Linked DNA regions of Homo sapiens: region 1 is linked to region 2. The links are chromatin contacts, found by Hi-C or POLR2A ChIA-PET in ENCODE. All regions are on one chromosome and are shown on one strand. The core of a region is the stretch at or near the end of the contact, and the rest is flanking DNA. Distances in the headings are between cores, read along the strand shown.

Evidence for each region. A loop is a pair of places that touch in the nucleus more often than their neighbours do. ChIA-PET counts read pairs that join two places held with the same protein, here RNA polymerase II (POLR2A). Pooled maps may share reads with other maps.
Region 1: a loop to region 2 is called in a pooled map, with 2.1 times the contacts of the local background. The contact joins the promoter of LINC00486 here to the enhancer-like site in region 2. A Hi-C loop is called at or near these places in 6 of 168 maps with a recorded cell type or tissue (Caco-2, HCT116, cardiac septum and 2 more), 1 of 37 single-sample maps with no recorded cell type and 3 of 50 pooled maps. POLR2A ChIA-PET finds 5 or more read pairs at or near these places in 3 of 52 experiments (H1, HEK293 and OCI-LY7).

The regions. Positions count from the first base shown.
Region 1 is chr2:32,820,354-32,827,528 of GRCh38, reverse strand. LINC00486 (long intergenic non-protein coding RNA 486) reads right to left here and starts at 2,088. Exons shown (of 5, transcript NR_183193.1): 1 at 2,019-2,088. It overlaps TTC27 (tetratricopeptide repeat domain 27), which reads right to left. Exons shown (of 20, transcript NM_017735.5): 20 at 6,478-6,713. The coding sequence ends at 6,591.
Region 2 is chr2:32,786,355-32,794,035 of GRCh38, reverse strand. It overlaps TTC27 (tetratricopeptide repeat domain 27), which reads right to left. Exons shown (of 20, transcript NM_017735.5): 16 at 6,887-7,052. Among named protein-coding and RNA genes, the nearest start is that of LINC00486, 35 kb to the left of the region's middle. Within about 2 kb of position 1,400, at least 2 of the 41 ENCODE cell types and tissues checked have a DNase peak (open chromatin) inside an H3K27ac peak, as active enhancers do.

The sequences.
Region 1 (7,175 bases), core at 839-3,338, 33 kb before region 2:
CTCTTCTGTGCCCATAATCCTGAGGGTGGAGTGGCGTCTGGTCTGTGCACTCCCAGGTCTGAGTGGTAGCCATGCAGAGCTGTTTGTGGGTGCTGAAGACATGCCTGACACCTGCAGCTGGAGTGTGCACATGTGTACTTGGGACCCTGAAAAGCAGGATAGGGGAAGGGAGCTGACTCTCTCTGCACCCCTTTTTGGTTGAATTCTGAGATGTTTGAGAACTCCAAATTAAAATATGTCCTTCCAAGTCATTATAAAGGAATATCTGTCAAGATCAAAGCATAAAACAAATTTTATTTAACCATTTCTTTGCTTGATTTTTAACTTTGAAATATTTAGATATATAGTAAGCAGGCCTCTATATGTACTCTGGCCTGGAGCTCCACAAATGTTAATGAAGGGCCTGCTTCCATGTGTTTTACTGAAAAGCTTAATTAAGTAAAAACAAACAAAAAGCCAATATCTCTCAGATATATGTGTATTTATTTATATAATAGTCTGGAAGGATATACAAAAAAGTTAACAGGGTTAACTTCTACAGGGGTGGGATTTTGGATGATTTTTTTTCTTCTTGCTTATTTGTATTTTCTAATTTTTTGGAGATAAACATGGGACACTTCTGCAATTTATTAAAGGAGGAGGGTGAACATTAATCAGAGCATACCTATCTGAAGAAATCACCCTATGTCCTACTGATAATGATCAGGGGAATCAACTTCATATGTAAAGCACATTCTAGTGCTGTTCGTGTGTGTGTGTGTGTGTGTGTGTGTGTGTGTGTGAGAGAGAGAGAGAGAGAGTGAGAGAAGGAGCTGGAGCTGTTATGGCATAAGCATGTCTTCTGACCAGACAGCTGTAAAAATCCCAAGACAGCTTTTATCAACCCTGGCACCAGATATCCTCTAGGCCAAATTGATTCAGTAAATAGAGTGATGAAGGACAAGACTGAAAGATATTCTGCAGCATTGTTTCTCAAACCCCAGGGTTCTGACCCCCATGGGATTACAGAAACTGGAGCCAAGTTGCTGCATACTCCTATCCAGGGACTCCACCAGCCCCTGGGAACCGATAGACCATCCACAATGCCCCTTTCTCTTGATCATAACAATAACTAATTGTACACAGTTGCTCACATAGTACTTCACATACATCATCTGATAAATTCAGTCTGGTCTGTAGGGTGGGTATTTGCATTTTTATAGCTGAGGAAATTGGGGCTGAGAGGTTCAGGAGCTCAGGTGTGGTCACAGCTAGGAGGCGGTAAAGCTGAGACTTCATCCAGGTCTTCTAATTCTCTGACTTCATCCTAGTCAGCCACTTCCCCATTTCATCAGTTTTTTGTTTTGCTTTTGCCTGTTACTCCCCATCCTCTTTTTCTTTCCTTTTCTTAGCACCAACCTGAGAAATCCTAATGATGGGAACTTGGTTCTTTCTCGTTTACTTCATAAAAATCCATCATGTTTTCTTCTTTATCCCTTCCCTTATCACCACTTGCCACCCAGAAATGGGGAAAAGGTTGCTATAGAATGAAAATGCTAATAAACATTTTGGTATCACAGCCCAGCAGCACTGAATGTCATCAGGCTTCTGAGTGGGGCACAGAAAAGGTTGTCAGTGTTAATAATCAAATGGTTTCGAAGACACTCTTGCTTGCATCATGTTTCTATATCATTTATTTTTAAAGCACTTTATATGCATCTTCTCAACTGGTATTGTATATAACACCCCTGTACAATATGGATCACTAACAGGCTACAGATAATGGAACTGAGGCTCAGACATTAAGAAACTTCTTCGAGTCTCACAGTAATAGAGTCTTCAAGAAGCACATCTGTCTGTGAACAGCGCTGTGCAATAATTTCTGTGTGCCTATAGATACTGATGTGCATCTGAGCCCTCGATCTGGAAAAAGTTAGCAATGCATGGGTTAGATCCTTAACAACATTAACATGATTTACCCCCCCCTCCCCCTTTCTGGCAATAACATCACAAAAGATTAGAAAATGGCTGATACTTACCGTTCAGAAGACCACTTTAATAATATCAGTTTTCTGCCTCGTAGCCCTTGGCAGGACTCTCTTTTCACAGAACACAATGTTGGCACAGGGCCAAGAGATGGCGAAGTTGACTCAGAGGTCACTGCAGTTTATAAGTCAGAATAATAAAAAGGAAGGCAGATTTGACACCACTGGCAAGGGAAAGATTTTGGTGTTGTGCTAAGCAAACGGATTACAGCTAGCTCTGAGTAACATAGGAGGAGTAAAGAGCTATTGAAGGGGAAAAAGTCCACGTAAAAAGGCAAACCACTATAGTGAGAGCTTGCAAATGCTCTCAAAACTGACCATTGTTATTTATCCTAACATCAAAGAACAAAACAGAATCTGCTCAAGCGAACACTTCTATGAACCAAGGTGAAAGAGACAAGTGCTTTATGATAAAGTATCGAGAAAACATACACACACACAAACTGATTTTTGAATTGGCTTTGCTGAAAGCTACATATCTAGAGTAAAAAGCACCTCTTTCTTCACTAAGCTCCTGCAATTTAAAAAAATAAGAATAGAAAAATTCCAAGATAAGCTCGGCTTTTAACCCATTTATGCTTAGTGTTCCATTATCGGAACGCTAAGCGTGTGAGAGTTATTTATATTCTACTGCTCAAGGTCATCACCAAGCTCTGATTGCAAAAATTTTAAAAATTGCAACCTCCGGCATAAATGGGTTAAGTTCACTTGGTGAAAACCAAATACAGCTACAATTATTATTAGGCCTTGGTGTGTGAAGGACTCCAAGAGTTAAAAGCAAACCAGCACCACCTTTAGCCCATAAGGGATTACTCTTTTATTAGTATAGTCTTGGGATTAGTGGAAATGTCTGTCTAATGAATGCAGCTACTATATTTGAGCACATGCCTGAATAAGCTACTTGTTGATTGAAACGTATCTATTTATAAGCACTTCTGCATGTTGTGAAAAATCCATCTGTATTACCACAGCATGGCACCCACCATTTGAATAAAGGCTCTTTGCCATTTCACTATAGGGCCTTTTGAATGAATAGGCAGAAAGGAAGTGTGTTGCATCCACTTAACAGATTTTATTCCTCACTCTTGGCCAGTAAAGTAGAGTTACCTTATCTAAACAGCAATTTAGATTGATGTGGATGTTACAAAAACAGCAATGGAAAAAAAGAAATACTTTTCATCAGACTCACCCAGGGTTTTTAGCTAGTAAACCTACTATAATTTGGACAAACGTTCACAAAGCCTAAACTAACCAGACCTCTGCTTAGGTCATAATCTTTGAACTAAGTCTGGAAAGTAGGTGGATTTACTACACATACTTCTTGTCATTTCTTTTTTACATTTCTGCTTATGAATACCACACTAATGGCATGCCCAAGAGAAACAAGTACAGCATAAGAACAGTCTTGATAACACAGTCAAATAAGTCGATGCTTTCAATGGCTGTGTCCTCATCTGTGCTAAGGCTCCATCCTAGGTGGGTCCAAGCCTTCCACCCCTAAATGGGGACTTCAACGTCCACTCTGGGAATCTGAGCTCTGAGTCCCACCTGCTCCCACCTCTCAACACACGGCCACTGCTCTGCCTTCCAGTCTCAATACCATCGCTGCAAGCTTCTTGAGTTTGCATTTAGGTATTCCACTGAAGCCTATCTTCTCTCTTTTGCAGTTAGGGGCCCCATTTACTATGCTTATTATGCTACCTCTGGGGAAAAGCTGGTGAGGAATTTATTAAAACTTTTTATTCAAAAAGAGTAAATTACATATATATATATATATATATATATTTTTTTTTTTTTTTTTTTTTGAAATGGAGTTTTGCTCTTGTTGCCCAGACTGGAGTGTAGTGGCGCAATCTCGGCTCACTGAAACCTCCGCCTCCCGGGTTCAAGCGATTGTCCTGCCTCAGCCTCCTGAGTAGCTGGGATTACAGGCACCCACCGCCATGCTCGGCTAATTTTTTTGTATTTTTATTAGAGACAGGGTTTCACCATGTTGGCCACACTGGTCTTGAACTCCTGACCTCAGGTGATTCACCCGCCTCGGCCTCCCAAAGTGCTGGGATTACAGGCGTGAGCCACCGTGCCCGGCCAAGAGTAAATAATCTTAACAAACCACAGGCTATTATTAACAGAGACCTCACAGAATTTCTCTTGGAGAACTTTATAAATGATGCTGGGCAAACTGTCCAGATCCCATTATTAGAAAGAGAAGATTGAAATCAGTGGTCAACTGGAAGCTTCAGCGAAAGCAGAAACAATGCAGGCTTTAGTAGTCTTCAAATCCTGGCTCTTTCTCTTTCTAGAGTTTGTGACCCTTAGTTTTCTAGTGATATCACGAACAGACCTAGCAGGGCTCTTTTGATGGTCAAAGATGATGCCAGGTGAAATGCCTGGTACATAGTGAGAACTCAATAACTTGTAGCTATTATAATTATTATTCACACTCTGGGAAGGCAGTAAGATTAAAGAATCACATCTTTTCTATTTTTCTAATTGGAAAAGCAAAAGAATAATTCTGAAAGCAAAAGTGTTAATAATTGGAAACCAAAGTGAAACTTATAAAACATAAGGCATTTGGAAACACAAGCATTTAACCATAATATATCAACACAAAGCACCAAAGATCGTATAATAAATAATACAGCATTGTTTTAAGGTTTTTTGCTTTTTGTTTTTTGAAACAGGGTCTTGCTCTGTCACCCAGGCTGGAGTGTATACAGATTCTGTATCACTAACTCTGAGGCTAGGTGAAAATGTTTTTTAAGAGATAGGAACAACTTGATGAAAAGTACTATTATCATCACACTCATTTGTCAGATGAAAAAACCAAGTAGCTAAATTAAATATTAAATGTTAGGTAGCAGAGATGAGGCTTTTAGAAAACCCCAAGCTTTCCCTACTTTACCTCCCCACACATTTTCTTCAATTATCTTAAACACTCACCTAAGTAAGATTAAAAAATAATAATAATAATAGGTCTATGCCTTTAAAGAAAACATCTAGTAGCTCTCACTTTTGTGAGATCACTCCAAGATAAAAGAGTAATATATATATTACTTTGATTTTGTCCAGCACAGCATTGGAGAACATGACTGCAAGGAGATAGCTCTTCTGTGACTTGGTTTGTGACTTCTCACAATCACTGATGCCTTTCTACCTTGAACCCAAGGAAAGCAAACTGAAGACCAAAAACTTCTACAACTTTGATGCTCTACTTCAGTCTTCTACTTGACTGCTGAAATGATTGTCCTTTTCAGTATTTATTTTCTGTCCACTTTCTATTAGGGTTCACAGCTTGATACTAATAAAAATTAATCTTAAAATCTTGTTCCATCCACCCATTCAAGCATCCACCCATCCATTCACCCATCTATTCCTCAATGACTTCTATAAAAGGTTTATGTAGACCCTTAATGTTAACTCATTTTATTGGTCTTTCTCACAGGTATTGTCTCTGCTATAAGAGAAACTGCTTTGGGGCATATGCCAACTTCTTTTTAAGGCAATATGCTAATAGAAAAGAAGCAGTGGTTAAGAAATGAGAGCATTTAGCACTGGTAAGCATTCATAATCAAAATTCACTAATAAAAGGGTTTTTTAAAGATGGTTTTTAAATGTTCAGGATACTTAATGGATTATGAATTTTTAAGTTTCCAAAGGCAATTGAAACTCACAAAGAGGCTACGAGTAGAAATTATTTACATCTTATATATAAGAACATGGAAAAAAAAAAAAGGGCCAAGTGATTTATACATGGGACCCAAAATGTAGCAACCCAAGCCAGGACTTAGAATTCCTCACTATGACTTTTGTACTAAGATTATTAAGCTCAGCTGCTGCCTTCAATATTTGGCTCCATAGACATTGAAAGCATTTTACTTTCGCATTTCTGTAATATGGCACCATTAATAGCTGTCTTCACCCATAATACCCTAATTAAACAACTATCTTTGGGGCCGGTTGTATACATAATGAAGGGGTAACAGCCTAGTTCCTAGTAACTAAGCAAAAATTTAGGTTATGCCATTTTTTTCTTGCATTTTCTTGATTTAGAAGTTAAACCATGCTCACATTTCCAATTTCGCCAAGTCTGTATCTTTCTGAAACAAGCACAAAATCTCAAGAAACATAAATGTTTCTAGCTCCAAGTCCACTCTTTTATCACTTTTGAACAATAAAGCAGTCAATCTAATGATTTCACAAACTTGTAGTACGTGATTTTCACCTGTTTAGACAAAAGGTTTTCCAAAGTATGATCCAATTAATGTTAGGTTGAAAGAGAATAAACACTATATTAAAAACAAAATTAATTTAATTGCTCTTTGTGCCAAAATACCTCAAGAATAAAAATACTGAACTCAACTATAATTAGACCTAACGAAATAGGGAGTTTTAAAAATTTAATATACTTCAGAAAGCATATAAAATTGAAAACATCACAAAACCAAGAATGTTAAGTCATAAAACAAATTTATTTTAAAAATCAATATCTTGCATTTCAGATATACAGATGTATCTTTTACCAGCAGGTGAAAGCACCTTTTCCAGAATCTGCTTCCAGCAGAATCAATACTGATTTCGAAACTGGTTGCTTAGGTCTTGGAGCTCTGTCACTAAGGTGTCCATAGCTGTTATGTCATCAGCTAATTCCCTGGACATTTCTCCAGTTGCCACATCTGTAAAAAGTTGCTGTAATATAAAAAACAAAGCAGAAGTATTAAAACAACACAAATTTCTTTAAAATAAAATAGATACAGAGTATAGAGTTAAAAAACCTTTTGCATAATAATACTATACAATTATAATAGCAATGGTAGCATTTTTTTCTGTTCACTAGCCAAGAAATGTACAAGCTAAAATAATTAAAGGGTGAATCAAAACAACATGCCTGAACTTATAAATTCAAATGAGCTCTGCTCTTCAACGCATTTGCCTAAATTCTCATTATTCATTTCAATGTTATAGGATGGTTTTTGAATGAACAGACATAATTCAACTAAACAAAATGACTTTATTTATTGTGTATGCAGGCAAAACAAATATATTCTATGTTCAAATTCATATAAATCATACCCTTTATGCTACTTACTTGAAAATTAATTTCGCTTAGGCCTCAGAGACCACAAAGATTATCCTAGCAAAAAAGTCCAG
Region 2 (7,681 bases), core at 151-2,650:
CACAAAATTACATCTTCATAAATGGTGTGCCCCAAAACATACACTAATATATTTAATGCATTAGTCTCTTAAATTACATAGAAAGCAAAATATGGAGCTACAAAACAAAGTTACAATACTACTAGCTTTTAGACTAATAACTGTTTTTTTAATGTATTAGTCTCTTAAATCATATGGAAAACAAAGAGTACAGTTAAAAAAAACATTGTAACAGGCCGGGTATGGTGGCTCACACCTGTAATCCCAGCACTTTGGGAGGCCGAGGTGGATGGCTCACCTGAGGTCAGGAGTTCAAGACCAGCCTGGCCAACATGGTGAAACCCCGTCTCTACTAAAAATACAAAAATTAGCCGGGCGTGGTGGCAGGCACCTATAATCCCAGTTACTCAGGAGGCTGAGGCAGGAGAATCACTTGAACCCAGGAAGGAGAGGTTGCAGTGAGCCGAGATGGCACCATTGTATTCCAGCCTGGGTGACAGAGCGAGACTCCATCTCAAACAACAACAACAACAAACATTGTTACAATAATATTAGCTTTTATAATTGTTCTTATATTTATCTTTATTGAGATTTTTATTTCTTTATCCAGCGTTGAGTTATTGTCTAGTGTCCTTTCTTTTCACCCTGCAGGACCCCCTTGAGCATTTCATGCAGGGCAGTTCTAGTGGTAATGAACTTCCTTAACTTTTGTTTATCTGGGAATGCCTTAATTTCTCTCTCACTTTTGAAAGGCAGTTTTGCCAGATAAAGGATTCTTGATTGACAGTTTTTTTCTTTTAGCACTTTGAATATATCAGTCCACTGCCTGCTGGCCTCCAAAGTTTATTATGAGAAATCTGCTGATAATCTTATTAAGGATTCTTTGTATGTGACAGATTTCATTTTAGTCAGTATAAACAGCTCTATAGCCCTCATATCCCACCCAAACCAATACTATCCCACTGAGTTCATATAATGGCCTTTAAATCCCTTACCCACATCTTGATTTCATTTAGGTAATAGTAGAACTTATGTTTCATTCTCTGTCCCAACCCTATTTCTCACCTCCATCAGGAACCACACTTAGGGAATGCAACAAGCAGAGAATGACTGGGAAACTAACACTGGCCTGTGAAGAGAGTTGAAGGCCTCTCACATAGAGGAGCGGCAATTCCAACATAAATGTAGAAGAATCTCCACAAAGAGAAATGTATTAACTATTCGTTTCCCAACACTAACCTTGACTTCCTTGGGCTAGTCTCATCAAAGTCTTGGCCTAAAGTGCAAGGCACTGGCCCTTTGAATCCTGGAGGTCCTCAAAGCAGGAAGGAATAGGACTGCCTTAACCCATTACAAAAACTACCAGGAGGGCTCCAGGCCAAGAATGAAGCAATTTCCCACCTCCCCTGCTTGGCTAGCTCCCTGCTCCACTTGGAGCTCTCTAAGTACTTGTTCTGTTTCCTGGTCTGATAACCCTGACCCTTGGCTTCCCCAAACCTCAGTTATCAGAGAGAGATAGGCAGTTTAGCATTGTCTTTTTCAGTCCTTCAAAAAAAAACCAAAAAACAAAACAAAAAACAGTTCTTAGACTGTGGAAAGGGCTTTAGGTTAAATACGCCAGATGTCAAGCCTTAGCTTTACTGCTCGCTAGCTATAAGAAATCAACCTTATTAATTCACTTTGCTGAGCCTCAGGTACCTCAACAGTTAAATGGAGAGAATACCTATTTTCCAAAGCTATAATTTTTATAACATATATCCATTCTCTCCTCTTCTCTTTACTTTCGGGTAATGCACAGCCAGCAAGTGTCCCAGAACTTCAATTTCATTGGCAACTTGCCCCACTGCACATCAACACCATCTTCTCCTGTCCCCAAAGAAAGCATCAAATAAAAATACACACAAAGGACAACCTCAATATGCAAGAATACATACTGTATGATTCTATCTATATGGTATTCAAGAAAAAGCAAAACTAAACTGTGGAGATGGAAATCAGAAAGTAGTTGCCTCATGGGGGAAAGAGGTGGTGTTTCAACTGACTGGAAATGCATGTAAGAGAACTTTCTGTAGTAATGAAAATGTTCCATAACTGTTTGGGGTGGTGATTACATAAGAATACATGTAGTTAAAATTATCTGCAAATTATTTTTTTATTTTGTTATTTTATTTCATATTTTTTTGAGATGGGGTTTTGCTCTGTTGCCCAGGCTGGAGTGTGGTGGCACGATCATAGCTCACTGAAACCTCAAACTCCTGGGCTTAAGCAATCCTCCTGCTGTAGCCTCACAAGTAGCTGGGGCTGTAGGCACATCCCACCATGCCTGGCTTATTATCTGCACATTATGTCTGAATTTTTAAAAACCTTTGTTAGGTATAGTTCACAAGCACATTAATATGATGGGAAAATGTGCTTTTGACATAAATCTTCCCCCACAGACTTCAAGGCGTGACAAAGAAAAAAATAAGACATGCCTACCTGTGATTTCTGTCTTTGGTTCCTACTAGCCAAATGACTGCTCAAGTTATATAAGCTCTCTGGGTTTCATATTAATCAACTATAAAATGAGGAGTATTTACTATCCACCTCACATACTGTATGCCCAATAAAAGATAACCTGTGTTAAGTGGCAGAAACATAGTAAGCACTCAATATATATTAATCCCCTTTCCTTCCTCTTCCACATATAAACAACAAATGAATGTCAATAATGCAATACTTAAATTATTTTCCCAAAATGTTGCCCAAGGTATCCAGAAAAACAAAAAAGGAAGAAAAGGAAAAATATCCCAACAAATCAACATCAGAATTTACCTTGGGGAAAGAAGTATGGCTATATATGAGGATTCGTCTGCAAGGATATTCATGACATTATTTATAATAGTCAAAAACTGGAAAACTGAACAGGAACTAATTATGTAGGAACATGAAAATCAGTTTTATGATAGATGAATAAAAATATGTATAATCTAGAAATAAATACAAATAAGTGCTATTATAGAAAAGCATTCCTGGGTTTTACCAAACTATACATTAGTCAAAATTAGGACAAAGGTGTTTTTCAACATAGTACTGGAAGTCCTAGACAGAGCAATTAGGCAAGAAAAAAGAAATAAGAGATATTCTAATAGGTAAGGACTGAGCAAAACTGTCTCTATTTGCTGACAATATGATCTTAGCGAAAACCATAAAGAGTCCATGTAAAAACTATTAGAACTGATGAAATAAATTCAGATACAAAATCAACATACAAACATCAGTAGCACATCTATAATACTAATAACAAACTATACAGAAAGGAATGATGGTCACTAGCGTCAGGGTGGGGTGGAGGTGGGGTGGGGAGGAAATGGGGAATTGTTGGGGAAAGGATACAAAGTTTCAGACAGAGGATTAAGTTTGAGATCTTCTGCACAGCATAGTGACTACAGTCAATGATAATGTATATTTCAAAATACCTCAGTAAAATGTCAAATATGTCACCATAAAAAGATAGGTAAACAAGGTGGTGGGTATGTTAATCAGCCTGATCTAATCATTCCACATTGTATACACATATGAAAACATCACATGGTACTCCATAGATGTATACAATTAGAGTTTGCCAATTAAAATATTATTAATAAAATTATAAAATGGATAAACAAGAAAGAAAATGATAAAGGTAGTATATCTACTCATTCTTCAATTACAAATAGTGAGGAAAAAACAGAAAAATTTGAGGCTAATTTACCCTATGTCTGTATTAAAATAAGCATGAATTTATACACACACACAAAAAAAAAATTTAATGGCAATAATCCACATCCATAAAATAGAAAAAAACAGGTACAGGATTAGAACATGTTACATTGGAATCAGAACACAATTTTGCTATATTGAAAATTCCCCATGATTACAGGAGTAAAAAGCTAAGACTATGACCACTAAAATATGTTTGAAAAAATCTACTTAAGATAAAAGTTAAATCACGTTATCTGAATTCATACTAGGAAAATATAGCTATTTTTTTTAGATTTTTTTTTTCTTTTCTGAAAAATGCTCAAATGCATCTCTATGCATTTTGGGTCCTTTTATTCTTTCTTAGGGAAGGCTCCTGAAAGACTTCTCTTTTTTTTTTTTTTTTTTTTTTTTTGGAGACAGGGTCTTGCTCTGTCATCCAGGCTGGGGTACAGTGGTGTGATCATGGCTCACTGCAGCTTCAACCTCTCCAGCCTCAGGGAACCCTCCCACCTCAGCCTCCCGAGTAGCCACAGGTACATATTACCAAGCCCAGCTGAATTTTTTTTGTATTTTTTTTGTAGAGAAAGGGTTTTGCAATGTTGTGCAGGCTGGTCTCAAACCCCTGGGCTCAAGTAATTTTCCCGCCTTGGCCTCCCAAAATGCTGGGATTACAGGTAGAAGCCACTGCACCCAGCCGGCTGAAAGATTTCTAAGCAAATGTTCTTAAAATTCCAATGATTTTGATTTGGCATCCAACAGGGCAAATCACAACTGAAAGTTTTATCAGAATCAACTATCTACATACTCAGGTTATTGTTACCAAAATTATATCCTTTGGTATCTATAATACCACTGTTACTACCAATAGATAATTCTAAATATCACCTCTCTCCCTACACATTTACAGATACTCAAATACAGAAGTATCATCTAAACATTAGCAAGAATGTTTTTTCATCCTGAGAGAGAATGAGACTCCTAATCTGGGGGTGGTAGGGGTGGTAAGAAAAGAGAAATTTAAGTAACATTCTTCAATACCTTTTCAGCTATTGTAACCACTTCTGCTTCACTTTTTCTTGCCTTTCTTTTAGAATACACGAGTTAGCAAGATTTGCCATACTTAATTCATCTAAGTTAACTAAAATCGGCATTATCTTGATGACTTTATAACTCTATGATGTACAAGTAACAGCTTTTCCAAACAATCTTTGAATAGTTATTTTGTCTGATATTTTTAATTTCCTTAAAACAAGCAGGTGGAGAGATCCATCCATCCATCCAGAGTTAGACATAGCTTATGACAGTATAATCCTATCCCCCACAGCTGAGGTGAGAATTAAATGAGCTAATACATGTGAAGTGCTTAGGATAGTTTCAGACACACGGCAAGCCCTCAGTAAATATTAATTATTGTTATTTTACCACATACCACTTTGACCTGCTCTATGTGCCTTGGGAAGCGAAGGAGAATAAGAGCAAATAGAAAAGCCACTTCCTTTCATGTGTACATGTAATAAGTCTGTCTCTTACTGGATGAGAGAGGCCTAGACCTATTTGGGTACCTTATATAAAACAACTTCTATTGGTGCCAAGCATGAAAGGATGACCAGGATTTTCTCAAGATCCAAAAAGCCAACCTGGTGAGCCAGTTGTTACTAATCCTTAGCAGATATGAAGGAGATTACTGGGGTTAAAGTATAGATTTAGAGGGGAAATCCCACTCACAACAGAAAGACAAGCAGATTAGTTAGAAAATGGAGGCACAGGACAGAAGATTAACAGGATCAGACTGACCAAGGAAGCCAATTCTAAGACAATTAAGAAAGAGATGACACAGCCAAGTTATCAGCAGTAATACCAAGAGGATAGAAAAGCAGACTGACAGCTTGAAGAAGTCCCCTGTCTAGCTTATCAGGAAGGAGGGGAGCTTCACACTCCTTTCTGACTTGGTGTGTAAACTAATTCAGCCTGGCCCTAGAGGACTTCTAAGGTCCCTTTTTGCTCTGACAGTGTGTGATTCTAAAGAATGCTGGAATTGAGCCAGCAGCGATGTCTAAATGAGGAGTGTTGGATTTGAATGTTTCATGTACATTTTTTTTAATATGAAAGAAAACAACAGAATTTCTTTCAACTGTAAGATGGAATATACTACAAATATAAATAATTTACATTCTCCTTGAGATTTTAGGAACAGGTTTCAGAAATCTTTCCTAGTAAAGAAAGATCTTAAAAATCACAATTGCAGTAAACAAGAGATATGCACTATTTTCAGCAGTCACAATATACTGAGATCTGTTCAGAGTCTCATCAGTGCCCTTTGCCAAGGTGCTAAGTGTAGAAAAGGAAGAACTATCTCAATGGAAAATTTCAGCAGTGTTAACAGGACAACTATTGACTGTCAGGGGACTGTGCAAACAGATTCACTAGAGCCCCTACCCTTTCTAGGGATGTAAAACTCTGCTATCTCTCCATTCACTTGGCTATCATTCCATTCAGTTTTGTTTATTTATTTATTTATTTATTTAGAGACAGAGTTTTGCTCTGTCACCCAGGCTGGAGTGCAGTGGCATGATCTCAGAGTATCACTTTACACTGAAGACAGCATATTGTCTTCAACTACAATTAAACCAAAATGGTCTTTTTTATTTAATATTTTGGATGACACAACAGCTTTGAATCTCCCATACTTTCTGGAGGGATAACTTTATTCCACCAAACACAGCACCATCTCATGAAACATTGCAAAGAAAATGTTAGCCATCCTCTATATATTGTTCATACCATCTGAAGGTATGCAGTAAATGCTTGTTAAATGAATGAACAAGTGAGTATAGGATTTATTCCAGCTACCAAAAGTCAGAGAACACACAGAGATACCCAAAGTACTAAGTAACACAGTGTTTTATTTAGTTTCTGCAAAGTGACTATATATGTAACCCACATATCAGATTTTCATAACTGAGTCAGAGTAATATTCAGTTTATGACTGTACAAACAAATTTGACATTAGAATAGCAGAATTCTATATATCATGAAGAATATTTGACTAGAAAAAAATACCCTTTTCATATGTTACATGTGTTTAACAAAATTTTCCTGTGCATATTCAAGGAAATAATTTATACCATATGATCAAGGATTAGTATCAAACACAAACTGAAATAACGGAATAGGAATATCCTACCTGAACATCTTTGTATTTGTCACGTAAGTCCAAGAGCCGGTGATAAGCTTTAATGGCTTCTGAAAATTCCCCAACGTCAGTGCTGGTGAGGATGTAGTTTTCCCAAATCTGCCAGTGTTCATAGTTACACTTGAGAGCTTCTTGTAAAGTTCTAAAAGCTTTTACTCTATTGAAGGTCAAATTTTAAAGAGAGCAATAATGAACTCTTTTTTTATTAGAATAAAGCATAGCTAAATGTATAAAATACTAATGTGGACTGTCCGTCCTTATTCGTTCATATAAACAAACAGAATTAGAGACCCAGACAACACAAAACCAACTCAAACTTCCCTACAAAATTCAGTGACAGACCCTATGGCATATGTAGCATACATACAGAGATATTCCTTTCCTAATCTATTTACTGGTAACAAGGACATTATTTTAAAACTAGGTATCAATCCCAGTATCACCTCAGGAGAAGGCACACTCAAGTTCCAAATCTGGAGTCAGAGTGGCCAAGCAAGCACAATTGCAAACCTGTAAGACAAAAGGTGCAGACAGTAGTGGAGGGACCAGAGGCAAGGAGGTCAAAACAAAACAACACACTCCTCATGAATCTGCAACCAAAATGCTGCAAACCAAAATTCTACACCCTGTGAGAAAAAAACCTTCAGTCAACAAAACTAGTCAACAGGACATAAATTTACTAACGACAAAATTTTAAGGTGGCCAGGCATGGTGGCTCACATCTATAATCCCAGCACTTTTTGAGTGGCTGAGGTGGGTGGATCACCTGAGGTCAGGAGTTCGAGA